2 separate regions of the Homo sapiens genome follow, and region 1 is linked to region 2. A link is a loop called in an ENCODE intact Hi-C map of the cell type or tissue named here. Cell type or tissue: endothelial cell of umbilical vein. All regions are shown on one strand. Links, peaks and the distances in the headings refer to the core of each region. The heading gives the core; the rest is flanking DNA.

Evidence for each region. A loop is a pair of places that touch in the nucleus more often than their neighbours do. Peaks named below come from ENCODE experiments on the same cell type or tissue, not always from the same donor. Only the 100,000 strongest peaks of a DNase experiment are listed, where the experiment ranks them.
Region 1: a loop joins it to region 2, with 3 times the contacts of the local background. A loop is called at or near these places in 7 of 110 quality-filtered maps.

Annotation. Positions count from the first base shown.
Region 1 is chr3:37,179,353-37,187,371 of GRCh38, reverse strand. The region is part of intron 1 of LOC105377642 (a long non-coding RNA gene); the gene reads right to left. Among named protein-coding and RNA genes, the nearest start is that of LRRFIP2, 8.8 kb to the right of the region's middle. In endothelial cell of umbilical vein, for the core only: no CTCF peak of the experiment used is centred there; a DNase peak (open chromatin) is centred at 3,801; H3K27ac peaks cover 1,192 bases.
Region 2 is chr3:36,903,765-36,911,783 of GRCh38, reverse strand. TRANK1 (tetratricopeptide repeat and ankyrin repeat containing 1) reads left to right here. Exons shown (of 24, transcript NM_001329998.2): 2 at 3,330-3,461. Among named protein-coding and RNA genes, the nearest start is that of TRANK1, 37 kb to the left of the region's middle. RefSeq lists a silencer at 1,003-1,171 and enhancers at 3,341-3,490, 3,501-3,820, 3,841-3,890. In endothelial cell of umbilical vein, for the core only: no CTCF peak of the experiment used is centred there; DNase peaks (open chromatin) are centred at 3,453 and 4,903; H3K4me3 peaks cover 891 bases; H3K27ac peaks cover 1,432 bases.

The sequences.
Region 1 (8,019 bases), core at 1,444-5,443, 280 kb before region 2:
ACAGAGCAAGACTCCGTCTTAAAAAAAAAAAAAAAAAATTAGCTGGGTGTGATGGTGCACACCTGCAATCCCAGCTACTTGGGAGGCTGAGGCAGGAGAAAGGAGAATCTATTGAACCCAGGAGGCTGAAGTTGCAGTAAGATCGCGCCTTTGCACTCCATCCTGGGTGACAGAGCAAGGCTCTGCCTCAAAAAAAAAAAAAAAAAAAAAAAAAATTGAACAATAAACTTCCTTTGCTTTAAAGAGAAATATTTTCCTGAAGAACCAAAATGTAAGACCAAAATCTCTAAACATACTTAACAATATTTCCAGGATTTTCTACCTGTTCTCTGATTTTCTCCTTTTCCTTTACTCAGTTTACTGGCTTTTATTTAATGAATTTTTGGTGTCTGATTGAGGCTAAAGATTGACTGCTCTGGCACCCCTACTAGTGATTTCCATTTTTATGTCATTCAGATTACATTTATAAGACCTACTTTTCCTATAACTAGTATTTGCATCTGCATTTTCATAAAATAAGAGCAAATAAATATTCCAATAATTGAACACTACTCAAATAACTGAACACTCCCATACCATGTGGACAACCACAGGGATGCTGCTTAAACTGAAGCAATGACTGACAGTCACTACCACTGCGTGTGAGTTTCACTTGCTTGGTAGCTTAGCTATCAAAGCCAGCATTTGATGTGTAAAAGAAGGTTTAGGTATTTTGATGGAGGATGCATGAAACCCTGTTATTGACTGTGACATACTGGATTGTTTCTGTTAGCTTACTTGTTATATCTCCTCTAGACAGTTAGTTCTGGGGGAACAGTAACCACATCTGTATCTGTATACTTATTTTACTCCTAGCATCTGTACAATCTGTACATGCTGTTGTTTTTTTTTTAAGATGGAGTTTTGCTCTTGTTGCCCAGGCTGGAGTGCAATGGCGCAATCTCGGCTCAATGCAACCTCTGCCTCCTGGGTTCAAGCGATTCTCCTGCCTCAGCCTCCCGAGTAGCTGGAATTATGGGCATGCACCACACCTGGCTAATTTTGTATTTGTAGTAGAGACGGGGTTTCTACTACAGCCTGTTGATCAGGCTGGTCTCAAACTCCTGGCCTCAGGTGATCTGCCCGCCTCAGCTTCCCAAAGTGCTGGGATTACAGGGGTGAGCCACCACACCCAGCCCTGTACATGCTTTTTTTTTTTTAAATGGAAGAATAAATGATGTATGCAAAGGCTGGGCGCCGTGGCTCACGCCTGTAATCCCAGCACTTTGGAAGGTCGAGGGGGGAGGATCATGAGGTCAGGAGATAGAGACCATCCTGCGTAACATGGTGAAACCCCGTCTCTACTAAAAATACAAAATAAAATTAGCCAGGTGTGGTGACAAGCACCTGTAGTCCCAGCTACTCGGGAAGCTGAGGCAGGAGAATGGCGTGAACCCGGGAGGCAGAGGTTGCAGCGAGCCGAGATCGCGCCACTGCACTCCAGCCTGGGCGACAGAGCGACTCCGTCTCAAAAAAAATAAAATAAAATAAAATAAAATGTATGCAAGACAAGAGAGAAATCTACCATGGTTTTGAGCAGTAAGAAGCATAATTAGACTTTTTTTTTTGAGACAGGGTCTTGCTTAGTCACTCAGGCTGGAGTGACACGATCATAGCTTACTGTAATCTCAAATTCCTTAGCTCTAGTGATCCTCCTGCCTCAGCCTCCCAGGTAGCTAGAACTACAGGCACGTGCCACCATACGCGCATAATTTTTAAACATTTTTTTGTAAAAACGAGGTCTCCTTATGTTGCCCAGGCTGATCTCAAATTCCTGGGTTCAAGTGATCCTCCCACTTTGGCCTCCCAAATCATTGGAATTACAGGATTACAGCCCAGCCTAGATTTAATTTTTAGTTTTTTATTTTGATTCTGTCATATTGGTATTTGTCTTAGTCCATTTGGACTGCTATAACAAAATATAGCTTTTGTGGCTTATAAACAACTGAAATTTATTTCTCAAAATTCTGAAGGCTGAGAAGGCCAAGATCAAGGTGCCAGCAGATTCAGTGTCTGGTGAGGATCTGCTTCCTCATAGACAGCTGTTTTCTCATTCTACTATCACATTATGGACCAGGGAGGGGTGTCTCTTAGGCCTGTTTTATAAGGGCACTAATCCTGTTCATGAGTGCTCTGCTGTCATGGCCTAATCACCTCAGGAAGGCCCCACCTTCTAATACCATCACCTTGGGGGTTAGGAGTTCAACATATGAGTTTTGGCAGGACACAACATTCAGACCATAGCAGTAACAGACAATTTTTTTTTTTTTTGGAGACAGACTTTCGTTCTTGTCGCCCAGGCTGGAGTACAATGGCTCGATCTCGGCTCACTGCAACCTCTGCCTCCTTGGTTCAAATGATTCTCCTGTCTCAGCCTCCCAAGTAGCTGGGATTACCGGCGTGCACCACTACGCCTGGCTAATTTTGTATTTTTAGTAGAAACGGCGTTTCACCATGTTGGCCAGGCTAGTCTCAAACTCCTTAACTTGGGTGATCTGCCCGGCTCAGTCTCCGAAAGTGCTGGGATTACAGGCGTGAGCCACCGTGCCCGGCCGCAGATGTGGTATATTTCACGTTTGAGTATTTTTGAAAATAAAAATAAAATAAAATAACTGATAGTTCCATTCCTTAAACTTAACATTTGGGTGTGTTTTCTAGTATTTTTTCTGTATTTGTATTATTATTTGTGAGACGGGGTCTTGCTCTGTCACCCAGGCTGGAGTGCAGTGATGTGATCAAAGCTCACTGTAACCTTGAAATCCTGGGCTCAAGCAAATCCTGCCGTCTCAGCCTCCTGAGTAGCTAGGACTACAGGCGTAGGTCATCACACATGCCTGGCTAATTAAAACAAAAATGTTAAATGTTCATCTAGAACATATTGTTTAGTAACCTACTGTTTTACGTTAAAACATTATCCACTTTCTCCTACAATAGAAATTGTAATGGCTATAATACATGATTATTTCATTATCACATCTATTTTTAAGGAAACCAGGCCTAAATCTAGTTTCCATAATATTCTGATGAGCAGGACCACAGAGCAGTGATTTTGATCAGGATTGTGCCTGTTAAAAGCTGGCTACTCCATGGCATGCACAGCTCCAGGATGGGAGATTAACTTCAACAACCATTCATTTAGTTTGGTTTGATTTTCTGCCAGTCTCATGACCGACTTGAAGCACGTCCTAGAACAGAGAATGTTATGTTTGGTGTCCAAGGAAGCAGCAAACTAGAGGCGCCATCCCAAATTCTAGAATAATAGAGTCAACAATCGTTTCACACCAAAGTCATCCATTTTCTGAAGCAAATTTTGAACTAAAATGTTAAAAATGTTTTGTAAGGTAGATTAAACGTCATGTGGGGAAAATAACTTGTTAGTGCAAAAAGGAAAAGAAACTGAAAACAGACATATCTGTAGATAAATTTTCCTTTCAAGATTCTACAGTATAAATATCCATCTAAAAGATGAATTGGCTTCTTAAGCCAATTCATTGTCACTTGCTTCTGAAGTGTTTCCCAGGCACCTTAGTTATCAGCCACCCTGCCCCTAGGGTATCGAGGACAAATACGTTTCAGGTAGCTTGACAACAGGAAAGAATTTTAAGGACAAGAAACTACCTGCAATACCAGTTGGGAGTGTCCTGAAAAGTGATGTACTGAAATACTGACCCTTCCAGCTGGTTAACTTTCATAATCATGCATTTACTTTTCAATGGCAACTGAATATATGACTGCCTGATGATTCAGGGGAAAAAATGCAGTATTGTGTGTGGAATTGGAAGAGATTCAAAGTGAGTGCCATGGCAGTGACTAACTTCTTTCAAAAGCTTAAGGAAGAAACAATGCATAGGCCTTTGAGTTAGTTGGTGTAGTAAGCATTGTGTTTTCACCATCAGTATCCATTTCTATATTTTGGTGACAGTACTCCATTTTGTTCTTCCGGGAACCACTCCTCTCCTATAGTCCATGATCTTTGGGTGGACCAGAGGTAAAGCATATGACTCAAATTTGGCTAATCATAGCACAAGAGTTTTCCTTGCTACAGTAATTTGTTAAAGGATGGGAAGGTAACTCTCTATCCTTTAACAAATTACTGTAGCAAGGTAATTGGTTCAGTGAATCTAGGAGCTACTGGAAGGGATCTCTTGCTGGACTTGGACTGGAGTGAATATAGAACTAAAGTTTTTGAGAACTGTCTTGTTGCCACATGATGAAGTCTGAGTATAAGCCAATATGGAGAAAAGCTGATTGGGGTTTTTTTTGTTTTGTTTTGTTTTTAAAAGAAACAGGATCTTGCTGTGTTGCCCAGGCTGGAGTGCAGTGGCTATTCACAGGCACAATTGTGGTGCCATATAAGCCTTGGACTCCTGGGCTCAAGCTTCCTGAGGTAGCTGACATTACTACTACAGGCACAAACCTGGGCCTTTTTTTTTTTTTTTTTTTACCCCCCAGAAGGCTCTCTCTTTATTTGTCTGACCTGAAATGGGCATAAGTTGCAACAGATTGAAAATTCTAACTCTACCTTCATTTTCAGAAGTGTCTAAATTAAACATTTATAAGAAAATTGATGTTTTATAAAAACAAAAGACATGAAAAGCTCTGTATTCAAATATTTTTATTCTGTGAACATTGAAAATGCCTTCTAGGAATATGGCATTGCGGGGTGTATACAAAAAAATAGATCTTTTCTCAAAAAGCATGTAATCTGCTTGGGAAGACAAGAACATTATTAAAAAAAACCCTTTAGAACACAAGTGAGTTGTGGACAGTAATACATATAAATAATCTGAATGGCAGTATATAATAACTGATAACTATCTACAACCAAAACCAGCCTAGAACAAAAGCATGAGTAAGAGGCTTTAGGGTACACTTCTGAGCATTTTCTTTTAATTCTCAAGACATTTGTCCTTGTTTTCCTAATCTTTAGGTGGATTCATACATTTGTATTTCCTACCTGGTATTTCCTCTGAATTACTGACTTGTAATTCAAACACCACATCTGCTCCCAACCACTTCCTACCACTTCCACTGCTACCTGAATTATTGTTATAGCCTAACTGGTCTTCCTGCTCTCACCTTTGCTCCCCTAAAGTCTATTCACAATAACCAGTTTAAACTATTATTTTATTAGGAAAAATTTCAAACACACAGCAAAGTTGAAAGAATTTTACAGCAATCACTTCTGCATCCACCACTTATATTCTACCATTAACAGAATACTCCTTTAAATAATGGCAGATGTGTAGTTCCTCTGCTCAAAACCCTCCCACGGCTTAGCTTACTCAAAGAGGAAAAACCAGGCTGGGCGTGATAGCTCACGTCTGTAATCCCAGCATTTTGGAAGACTTTAGGAGGCTGAGGTGGGAGGATCACTTGCGGGCGGGAGTTTAAGACCAGCCTGGGCAACATAATGAAATACCATCTCTTAAAAAAAAAAACTTAGCTGGGCGTGGTGCTGGATGCCTGTAGTCCCAGTTACTAAGGAAGCTAAGGCAGGAAGATCACTTGAGCCCAGAAGTTCAGGACTGCAGTGAGCTATGAGCACGCCATTGCACTCCAGCCTGAGTGACAAAGTGAGACCCTGTCTTAAGGGGGAAAAAAAAAAGGAGAAAAGCCAATTTGTTACCATGGTCACCAGTATGATCTGGCCTCTGTTACCATTCTTCCCACTTGTCCTTTACTCTTCAGCCTTGTTACTGCTCCTTAAACATGGCAGGCACATTTTTGTTTTAGGGCCTTTGCACTTGCTGTTCCTTTGCTTCAAATGCTCTTCTCCCAGGTATTTACATGGCTTGCTTCTCTTTCTTTCGATCACCTCATTAGTTCTGACTCTTCCAAGTATTAAGTTGAACCATATGACCCTAATGTCACACAACTGGATTGAACCATTCAAACCTAAGGTGTAATGTCATTCTCAGGTCAAAAATTATTTTTAAAAATCAGTAATTTCATAGGATTCAAGCTTATAAAATAGCAACTCCACCCTACCCTTTCATTCTCACCCTGTTCCAATATTCTTACAGCACTATTATCTTATTTATGATTTGTATATTGTATGTAAGATCCTCACAGATAGGGAATTTGTCTGTTGTCCACTGCCGTGTGCTCTGTGTGCAGAGTAGGATTTGGTCTATAGCAGGCCTTCAGGATGCATTTATTTAAAGAATGAGTAGCTGAGACTACAGGTGCGCACCACCACACTTGGCTAATGTTTTCATTTTTTTATATTTTGTAGAGATGGGGTCCCACTATATTGCTTAGGCTGGTCTCAAACTCCTGGGCGCAAGCAATCCTCTCACCTTGGCCTCCCAAAGTGCTGGGCTTACAGTTGTGAGCTACCACACCTGGCCAAAAATGAATTCTTTTTAAAAAATTTTTCTTTTTTGAAGCAAAGTCTTACTCTGTGGCCCAGGCTGGAGTGCAGTGCCATGATCTCGACTCACTGCAGCCTACGCCTCCCCGGTTCAAGCGATTCTTGTGCCTCAGCCTCCCGAGTAGCTGGGACCACAGGTGCATGACACTATGCATGAATGAATTCTTAACATTGAAGTCAGAGTGGTCTTTTGAAAATACAAATCTGATCATGTTGCTCTCACTAAAAACTCGATTGGTTTGCAGATTTCGGAACAAAGATTAGAATCTTTACCACAGCCTCTAAGACCCTGAATGGTGGACCCTTAACTCTCCAGACTCATCTCACATTCTCTCATTTCAGTCCCTGGGACTCTGTTGCTTCTATCATGAGGTCTATTTGTGCTTTCTTGCTTTCCCCCACCTCTGCATGTAGTTTATACTCTGAGGCACTTTTAAATCTCGGCTTGAAACATCTATTCCCAGGAGAAGGCATTTCTGATACCTCAGGTTAGGTCAAGTCCCAATGCTTTTATGCCCTCATGGCAGCACATACCTACCCTTTGTAATACCTGTTAGATTTTAAAGGTACTTTTGTGAGATTGTCTAACTTACCAGTTTCATAAGAAAAAGAAACATTTTTGTTTTTGCTTCCCGTCGGATGTCTAGCATTTGCAAATTATCTAGCACATAGTGAGAGCTTAACATTAAAAAAATATATATCAACAGAAACTCTGGAATTCTAGCTCCTTAAGAGCAGAGATTGTTTTGTCCCTGTGTCAAGTACCTAATTGGGTGCTTGATTTATCTGCTGATACACAGCAGATAAATAATAGTTTGTTAAATAAGCTATAATATGAAGGATGTTTTTTACTCATTTATAGTAAGTACATAATGCAGAAAAACCGTCACTTGATAATCAGTGATTAGGTGCTCATAACATAATTGATACCTACACAAAGTCCCAAATTTTCCCCTTTCATCAACCTTTCCTCAAGACTAAGATTGAACAAAGTAATTTAGCCTTCATTTTTTCCCTGTTTATTCTCTGGTGGAGTAAAGGGTGAGTGCCCTGGGTAGGAGAATCCATGTAGAACCAGAATTAGCCATAAGTGAGATTTTGCACACTAACCAACAAACCACAGCATTCTTTTTTTTTTTTTTTTTTTTTTTTTTTGAGGTAGGATCTTGCTCTGTCACCCAGGCTGGCTTGCAGTGGTGTAGTCATGGCTCACTGCAGCTTTGACCTCCAGGACTCAAGTGCTCCACCCACCTCAGCCTCTGGAGTAGCTGGGACTACAGGTGTGGACCACCACAACCAGCTATATTTTTTTTTTTTTGTAGAGACAGGATTTCACCATGTTGCCCAGGTTGGTCTAGAACTCTTGCTCAAGGTATCTGCCCACCTTGGCCCCTCAAAGTGCTGGATTACAAGGCGTTAGCCACCATGCCCACCCAGTATTCTTGTTTTGACAGTTAGATGTTTAGAAACTTTTTTAAAAAATCCAGTCAAATGACGAGTCTTGTATTCCTCTGTTTTCCTTTGATAACAATCTGTGAAAAAACTGCAGTGGTCAGAAGATGTGTTAAAATATACACACACAAGTTGTATAATGTTGCAGGTTT
Region 2 (8,019 bases), core at 1,302-5,301:
TCATCTTATAAATAAATCATCAGTTGGTCAGTTTTTTCTTTTTTTTAAAGACCCAACAACGGAGCCATCTGTATTCTATTGTAGAGATATAAAGCATTCTTCCGTGTAATGAGAATGTAACTCTCAATGAATCCTATTAGGAAGAAAAAAGCCTTCTGTATGGTTGGCATTCCTTCTTTCACCTTTGATGTGATTGTATCAATAAAAAGCAGAAACATAGGTGGGTGAATACATTTGTTGTTGCTCACATAACATTAAGAGCTGACTTGGTTTCTAGAGAACTATGAAAAATAATATTGAAATGAAGAGTTTTTTTTTTGTATTTGTAAATACAATGGAAATACCTTGTGTTTGAATTCTTCAGTTAAACCCTTAAAGAGTCTGTTTGATAACATTTATGGTCTGATTAGTAAGAGGGTACATCGTAGAGTGATTGGAAATTCAGAAAATCAAGGAAGAAAATTAAAATTCTGTCAAATCCCAAAGGCGTGGCTTTTAACATTTTGGCATATTTTCAATACATTTTATGTATTTAAAACAATTTGGGATTATATGCCTTTTCAACCTTATAGGCCTATATTTTTCATTTACTAACTTGCTCTGTCATTAAATGTTCTTTTACAATATGCCTTTTCAACCGTATAGGCCTGTATTTTTCATTTACTAACTTGCTCTGTCATTAAATGTTCTTTTACAACACGATTTTTTTTTTTCCAGATGGAGTTAGCGCTTGTCACCCAGGCTGGAGTGCAGTGGCGTGATCTTGGCTCACTGCAACCTCTGCCTTCCGGGTTCAAGCAATTCTCCTGCCTCAGTCTCCCAAGAAGCTGCGATTACAGGTGCTCACCACTATGCCTGGCTAATTTCTGCAGTTTTAGTAAAGACGGGGTTTCACCATGTTGGCCGGGCTGGTCTCGAACTCCTGGCCTCAGGTGATCCGCCCGCCTCAGCTGATCAGCCTCCTAAAGTGCTGGGATTACAGGCATGAGCCAGCGCACTGGGTCTTTTGCAACATGATTTTATTTTATTTTATTTTATTTTTTGGAGATAGAGTCTCACTCTGTCACCCAGGCTGGAGTGTAGTGGTGTGATCTTGGCTCACTGCAACCTCTCCCTCCTGGGTTCAAGCGATTCTCCTGCCTCAGCCTCCCGAGTAGCTGGGATTACAGGTGCGTGCCACCGCACCTGTCTGATTTTTGTATTTTTAGAAGACATGGCGTTTCATCATGTTGGCCAGGCTGGACTCGAACTCCTGACCTCAGGTGGTCTGCCCGCCTCAGCCTCCCAAAGTGCTGGGATTACAGGTGTGAGCCACTGTGCCCAGCCACAACATGATTTTAAAAATAACTGTGTGTTGTTCTAACATACGGATCTTCTATAACTGATTTAAACCCATTATATATTATGGAACATTTAGAGTTATTTCCAAGTTTTCGAGGTGGTGAACATCCATGAGGCTAAACCTATTTATGATGTATTCTATTTCCTCTGTAAGCAGTGTCCCCAACATTTCGTGTCATTCTTTTAATTATTTTCCAATGATATTTTGTTGTTCAATTTTTGATTTACTTATGCACTAGTGAGGGTGATCCTATTTACCCACTTTTCATATATTTAGTAGCAATTACTTGGTGTTTCTTTGTGAATTGTTTCTTAGGACCCTTATACATTTTGGTGAGAATGTTGGTCTTTTCTTGCAGTGGAAAGCTATTTATAACGGAGGGATATGAACTCTTTGTCAGTTATTGCAACAATTTTCTTGTTTCAGTTGTTTGACCATGGCCAGCTTAAAGAATATTTATTGGACAAATGGCCGACAATATTTGAAAGAAAAGCATACTTTATTCCCTAGTACATAGCTCTTTACATTTTTTCATGTTCTTCTTAGTCATCTCTGTGTAAATAGTAGTCATATAATTTAGAGATTACTACATGAAAAGCATAGGTAGAGTTCAGTATTCTGACTTAAGAGTCATGTGTCTCATTCTGTTAAAGCTCTGCTTAAGAAGTGGAGTACAGTTCAAAAACCCCATTCCCAAGAAGTCAAATTGTTTAAAATAAATCACCACTTATGTGTGCTTGGGTCTGTTTCCCCCTCTGACCCCTTACTTGGATTTAAAATGATAAAATTAATAATTACTGTCTCTCCAAGAATTGTGTTGGTCATCAAGACACCTAAGAAATTTTATGACCCCATAGGTACATGTCATCTGTGAACACCTGAAACTGTCCACATATTTAAGACCTACCCTACCCTACCAATTTGCCTTTCCCTCTGCCATCTTGAGAGGAAGCAATACTAAAGGACCTCTTCTCTGACCCCCACCTTTTCCCTGTCTCCTTGGCAGCTGCTTCTTAAGATCTTCCTGGGTGCTCTCCTCTCCTGCCTTTGTTCAGCACACTTACCAAGGCCCCCCATGTGGTCAGGGCTGCCAGGCAGTTCTCTCCAACCACCCAGGCCACACTGGAGAAAATCAGTAATGTGCGTCTTCTCTGGGTCTGGCATTCAATTGTTACACCACAGATATTTAAGTACCCCTTATGTTCAAGGCCATACGGCTACAAAACTTAACAAAATAGGGGTTTGACCTGAAAGAGGCAAATACCCTTGGGGGACACAGACAAGTAGGCAGGCAATGGCTGTCTCAGGGACAAATATTTCAAGGCTTATTTTATAGTGTTTTAAGAAAGGAGGGGGACAGGAGAGACAGTGGTTGTGTCTCTGTGTCCTAGCCACTTGCATACTGAGGCCTTCACCTGCCCTCCCTGTTCCATCTGCTAAGAGAGTGGAAGTACTATCAGCTGAGTTTTTACCAATACGTGATGTGGTACAGTGGTCAAGAGCAGAAACTAGAAATTGGTCAGATCTGGGGTCAGAAATGGGAAATGCCATCAGCAGATTTTTAGGCAAGTGACTTGAACCTCTGAGCCTCAGTTTCCTCATCTGAACAGTGGGGACAATGCCTTCCTGTGGGCTGTGATGATGGGTAAATGAGATTAATAATAATGCCAGTTACAGGGATAGCACTCACTACCTGCCAGGTTTATGTTGTCTCATGCATGGAAGCAGCCTCCTCCAGATCATTAATGCTGAATAAATGGAATTGGTCTGGCCACCCTTGAGAACAGAAAAGAACTGACAAAGAAATAGTCTTGTCAGACACTCTGCCTGGTTTCCTGGTGGTGAGAGGTGTTGCCAAGATGTGCCCTTTGAAGGTGGGTGGGGCCATAGTGAGCGAACTCCTTCTCCAGATTTCAGCAATGCAGACCGGAAGGTGAACATGCCCTGCACGGGTCTGGCAGCAAGCGTCTCCCCCGTCTCCTCACAGGATGGACCTGACAGCTTACGCTGAGCTGCTGAAAGAATCCGGCAACCAGGTTCTTAAGAATGGGAACTTCTCTTTGGCCATCAGAAAGTACGATGAAGCCATCCAGATTCTCCTGCAGTTATACCAGTGGGGGTAAGTGTTTGCATTTTCACCTCATCTTTTCTTTTTCAGTACATGGGACTCTGTTCCTTATGATTTCTTTTCATTTCTTATCATTCCACCCTGTTTCTGTTTTCTTTATTGCTCACTTCCTATTTATCTTCTCTGCATTGTCAGCTTAGAAGTGAACAGGGATTGTGTAAGAAGGGAAATAGAAAGTGAAACATAGAGGACTGTTGATAAACATAACAAAACTTCCCGTTCTGGCTGGCTAGGGGTCAGATTTAATGGGATGGCTGAAGTCTTCGAACAAACCTCTTCGTTGTCATTCATTTCATCTTCTTTATTATCTATGCCATTTACTCCGTGGCCACAGCGCACACCCCGCCGGGCACTAAGGTTCACTTTCTCTTTCCTTGCCCCTTCAGCTTCTTACAGACCTGTTCTCAAACATTGTAGTATCACAACATGCTTAAACATTGCTGAGGACCCTAAAGAGCTTCTTCTGTTTATGTAGGCTGTAGCTGTCAATACAGTATGGTAGAACTTAAAACTGATAAAAAAATAAAATATGTATTTATTTAAAAATATTGGCCGGGTGCGGTGGCTCATGCCTGTAATCCCAGCACTTTGGGAGGCCGAGGTGGGCAGATCACGAGGTCAGGAGATCGAGACCATCCTGGCTAACAGGGTGAAACCCCATCTCTATTAAAAATACAACAGATTAGCCGGGTGTGGTGGTGGGCACCTGTAGTCCCAGCTACTCCGGAGGGTGAGGCAGGAGAATAGCGTGAACCCGGGAGGTGGAGCTTGCAGTGAGCCGAGATTACGCCACTGCACTCCATCCTGGGCGACAGAGCCAGACTCCGTCTCAAAAAAAAAAAAAAAAAAAAAAATCAATAAATTTGCTGGGTAGAGTGGCTCAAACCTGTAATCCCAGCACTTTGGGAGGCCGAGGCGGTCAGATCACCTGACTTCAGGAGTTCAAGACCAGCCTGGCCAACATGGTGAAACCCCATCTCTACTAAAAATACAAAATTAGCTGGGCGTAGTGGCGCACGCCTGTAATCCCAGCTACTTGGGAGGCTGAGGCAGGAGAATCGCTTGATCGTGGGAGGCAGATGTTACAGCGAGCCGAGATCGTGCCATTGAACTCTGGCCTCGGTGACAAGAGTGAAACTCTGTCTCAAAAATAAATAAATAAATATATCAGTAAATCTATTACATGTTGTATTTTTAAAGTATATTTTCCAAAACAAAAACTTGTACATTTTTGTAAATCTCCTTCTTAATGTCTTGTCTCCACAGAAGACAGCTGGCTTCTTACATCTGTATTCAGTCTGTTGCAATATCACATGTCATATGGCTTCTGGAAAACTCCCTGTGTGAGTGTGAGGGAATGAGTATGAACAAGGCACATTATGTCTTAATTATTGTATTAGTTTCCTGTTGCTGCTGTAGCAAGTTACCACCAATTTAGGGCTTAAAGCAATACAAATTTTTTCTCTTGCAATTCTGAAGATCAGAAGTTCTAAATGAGTCTAATGGGGCTAAAATCAAGGTGTTAGCAGGGCTGGTTCTTTGTGGAGGCTCTGAGGGGGAGAAGGCACTTCCTTGCCTTTCTCAGCTTTGAGTGGCGGTGTGTATTCTTTGGCTTGTGGCTCCTTCCTTTATCTTCAAAGCTTATCATTCCAATCTCTGCTTCTGTCATCACCTTGCCTTCTCCTCAGCTGTGCTTCTGTCTCCCTCTGTCTCTCTCGATCATAGGGACCCTTGTGATTTTATCATAATTCAGGATAATCTCCTATTCCTAAAATCCTTAAATTGATCACATCTGCTACATCATTTGTTAATCACAAAAGTTTGTCTTTTTCCATAAAAAGAACAGTATTTGGGGGCCATTATTCAGCTTACCACAACTGTGAAAGTATTTTCACCTTGTGGATCACCTGCAGTGGCCTTGAGGGTCCCCAGAAGTTCCCAGATCATCCTTTTGGAACAGCTGCAGTAGAGCGAGCAGATGTTGGCATCTGTAGGGTGCACACAACCTAAACTTGTGCTAGGAAATGGCACCAAATTAAATTACTGAAACACGGCTCCACCTCCCCCTCCCATCTCCTTGATGTCTACACTCTAGTTGAGGTTGAGTTGAGTGTAATTAGCTTGTGTCTGTAGTTTCTGCAGTTCTGCCTTGTCCTGGTACATATCAGAATTGTGTCAGAGCTGGGTCTAGAGATCCTCGATCAAGGCAAACATTCAGCTTTCTTAGAAAGAGGTAGTATTGTGTAGTGTTTATGGTTGTAGACTGACCCCACACTATGTGTGTTCAAAGCTCAGCTCCACCACTTACTGTGTGACCCCTACTGGGACTTCTGCCTGGACCCTCATGTTGCCTTTTGTGGGACCTTCCTGACACTGTTCCCCTTGCCCATCACCTGCTGCTGGCCTTCCTGCCACAGCTAGCTAACACTGAGACTCAGGTGCATGTGATTTACAGCGTACTTGCAGGAGAAAGGGGACTGAGGGAGGCAGGATGGCACAAGGAAGGCTCTAAGCAGGGATGGTGTCTAAACCAAGCAAGATTTGCCTGATCCCATAGGCAGCTCTGGAGCATGAATCATACTGCAGAGCTGGTTCCATCTTGAGGCAAGGAGGTTAACCTTTTGATTCTCATATCAGTCAGTCACTGGTTTTAGGCTGTCTGGCTCCCGGCAGTCATCCTAGGGAGTGGGCTATATTAGTCTGCTTGCGCTACCATAACAAAATAGCACAGACTGGGTGGCTTAAACAACAGAAATTTATTTTTCAAAGTTCTACAGGCTGGGAAGTCCAAGATCAAGCTGCCCCCTGTGAGGGCTGTCTTCCTGGCTTGTAGATGGTTGCCTTCTCACTGTGTTACGTGCAAAGAGGAGAGAGCAAGCTCTCCAGCGTCTCTTCTTATTCCATTGTGAGGACTCCACCCTCATGACCTCAGCTAAACATAATTACCTCCCAATGGTTCCATGTTCAAATATTGTCACATTGAGGGGTAGGGCTTCAACCCAGGGATTTTTTTTTTTTTTTTTGAGACAGAGTCTTGCTCTGTCTCCCAGGCTAGAGTGCAACGGCACGATCTCGGCTCACTGCAAGCTCCGCCGCCTCCCGGGTTCACGCCATTCTCCTGCCTCAGCCTCCCGAGTAGCTGGGACTACAGGCACCTGCCACCACGCCCGGCTAATTTTTTGTATTTTTAGTAGAGATGGGGTTTCACCGTGTTAGCCGGGATGGTCTCGATCTCCTGACCTCGTGATCCGCCCGCTCGGCCTCCTAAAGTGCTGGGATTACAGGCATGAGCCACTGTGCCCGGCCTACCCAGGGATTTTTTTTTTTTTGGCAGTTGGGGATGGGGGAAGTTCAGTCCCTAGTATGGGTGTAACTTCCTGGGGAGAGGGTAGCTCTCATTAGGCTGAGGATAAATCTCTGGAGAACAGGGTGCTGAGAACCTCTAGCTGCAGCCAACAGACATTGCAGCTGGGAATGGCTGCACTGGCCAGAGTGTCTGGGATGGACACCATGGCATCTCTTACACTTGCGGTCACTGCTCCCTTGCTGATCCCTCACTGCCTGACCCCACTGCCTCCTGTGTGCTTCTGGGGCCTCATCCCTTCACCTAGAGGGAATGTTGGGCCATGAAAGAAGCCAGACACAAAACATCGAGGGTGGGGACAGTAATGGAGGTGATTTTTCCTTTGTTTATTAATATTTTTGTGCTTGTCTGCATTATCTACAGTGATTTTTGTATTATTCTACAGTGATTTGTATTATTTTTACGATTAAGATTTTTTTTTTTCTTTTTTTGAGACGGAGTCTTGCTGTGTTGCCAGGCTGGAGTGCAGTGGTGCGATCTTGGCTCACTGAAATCTCCTCCTCCTGGGTTCAAACGATTCTCCTGCCTCAGCCTGCCATGTAGCTGGGACTACAGGTGCACCCCACCACACCCAGATAATTTTTTTGTATTTTAGTAGAGATGGGGTTTCACCATGTTGGCCAGGATGGTCTCGAACTCCTCGCCTCGGCCTCGGCCTCCCGAAGTGCTGCGATTACAGGCATGAGCCACTGCGCCTGGCCTATTTAATATCTTAATTATGTAATCCCAGCACTTTGGGAAGCTGAGGCAGGCGGATCACGAGGTCAGGAATTCGAGACCATCCTGGCCAACATGGTGAAACCCCATCTCTACTAGAAATACAAAAATTAGCCGGGTGTGGTGGTGTGCACCTGTAATCCCAGCTACTCGGGAGGCTGAGGCAGAAGTGCTTGAACCCAGGAGGTGGAGGTTGCAGTGAGCTGAGATTGCACCACTGCATTCCAGCTTGGGCGACAGAGTGAGACTCTGTCTCAAAGATATTAAATAAAAAAGAAGTCATAAGGCTTGCTTTTTTTATTTGTGTGTCTTATATTCCATTGGTAGCTGGGCTTCTCTTGACATATTGTGGTTTGCTTTGAATTTTCCTTTTTCTTCTGGCCTGGTTTCAGCATTAACTTGCAGCTATATTACCTCTAGACCAAGGCCAGAGCCATCCCTGCCCTGCTGCGCTTTAAAGGGCCCTCC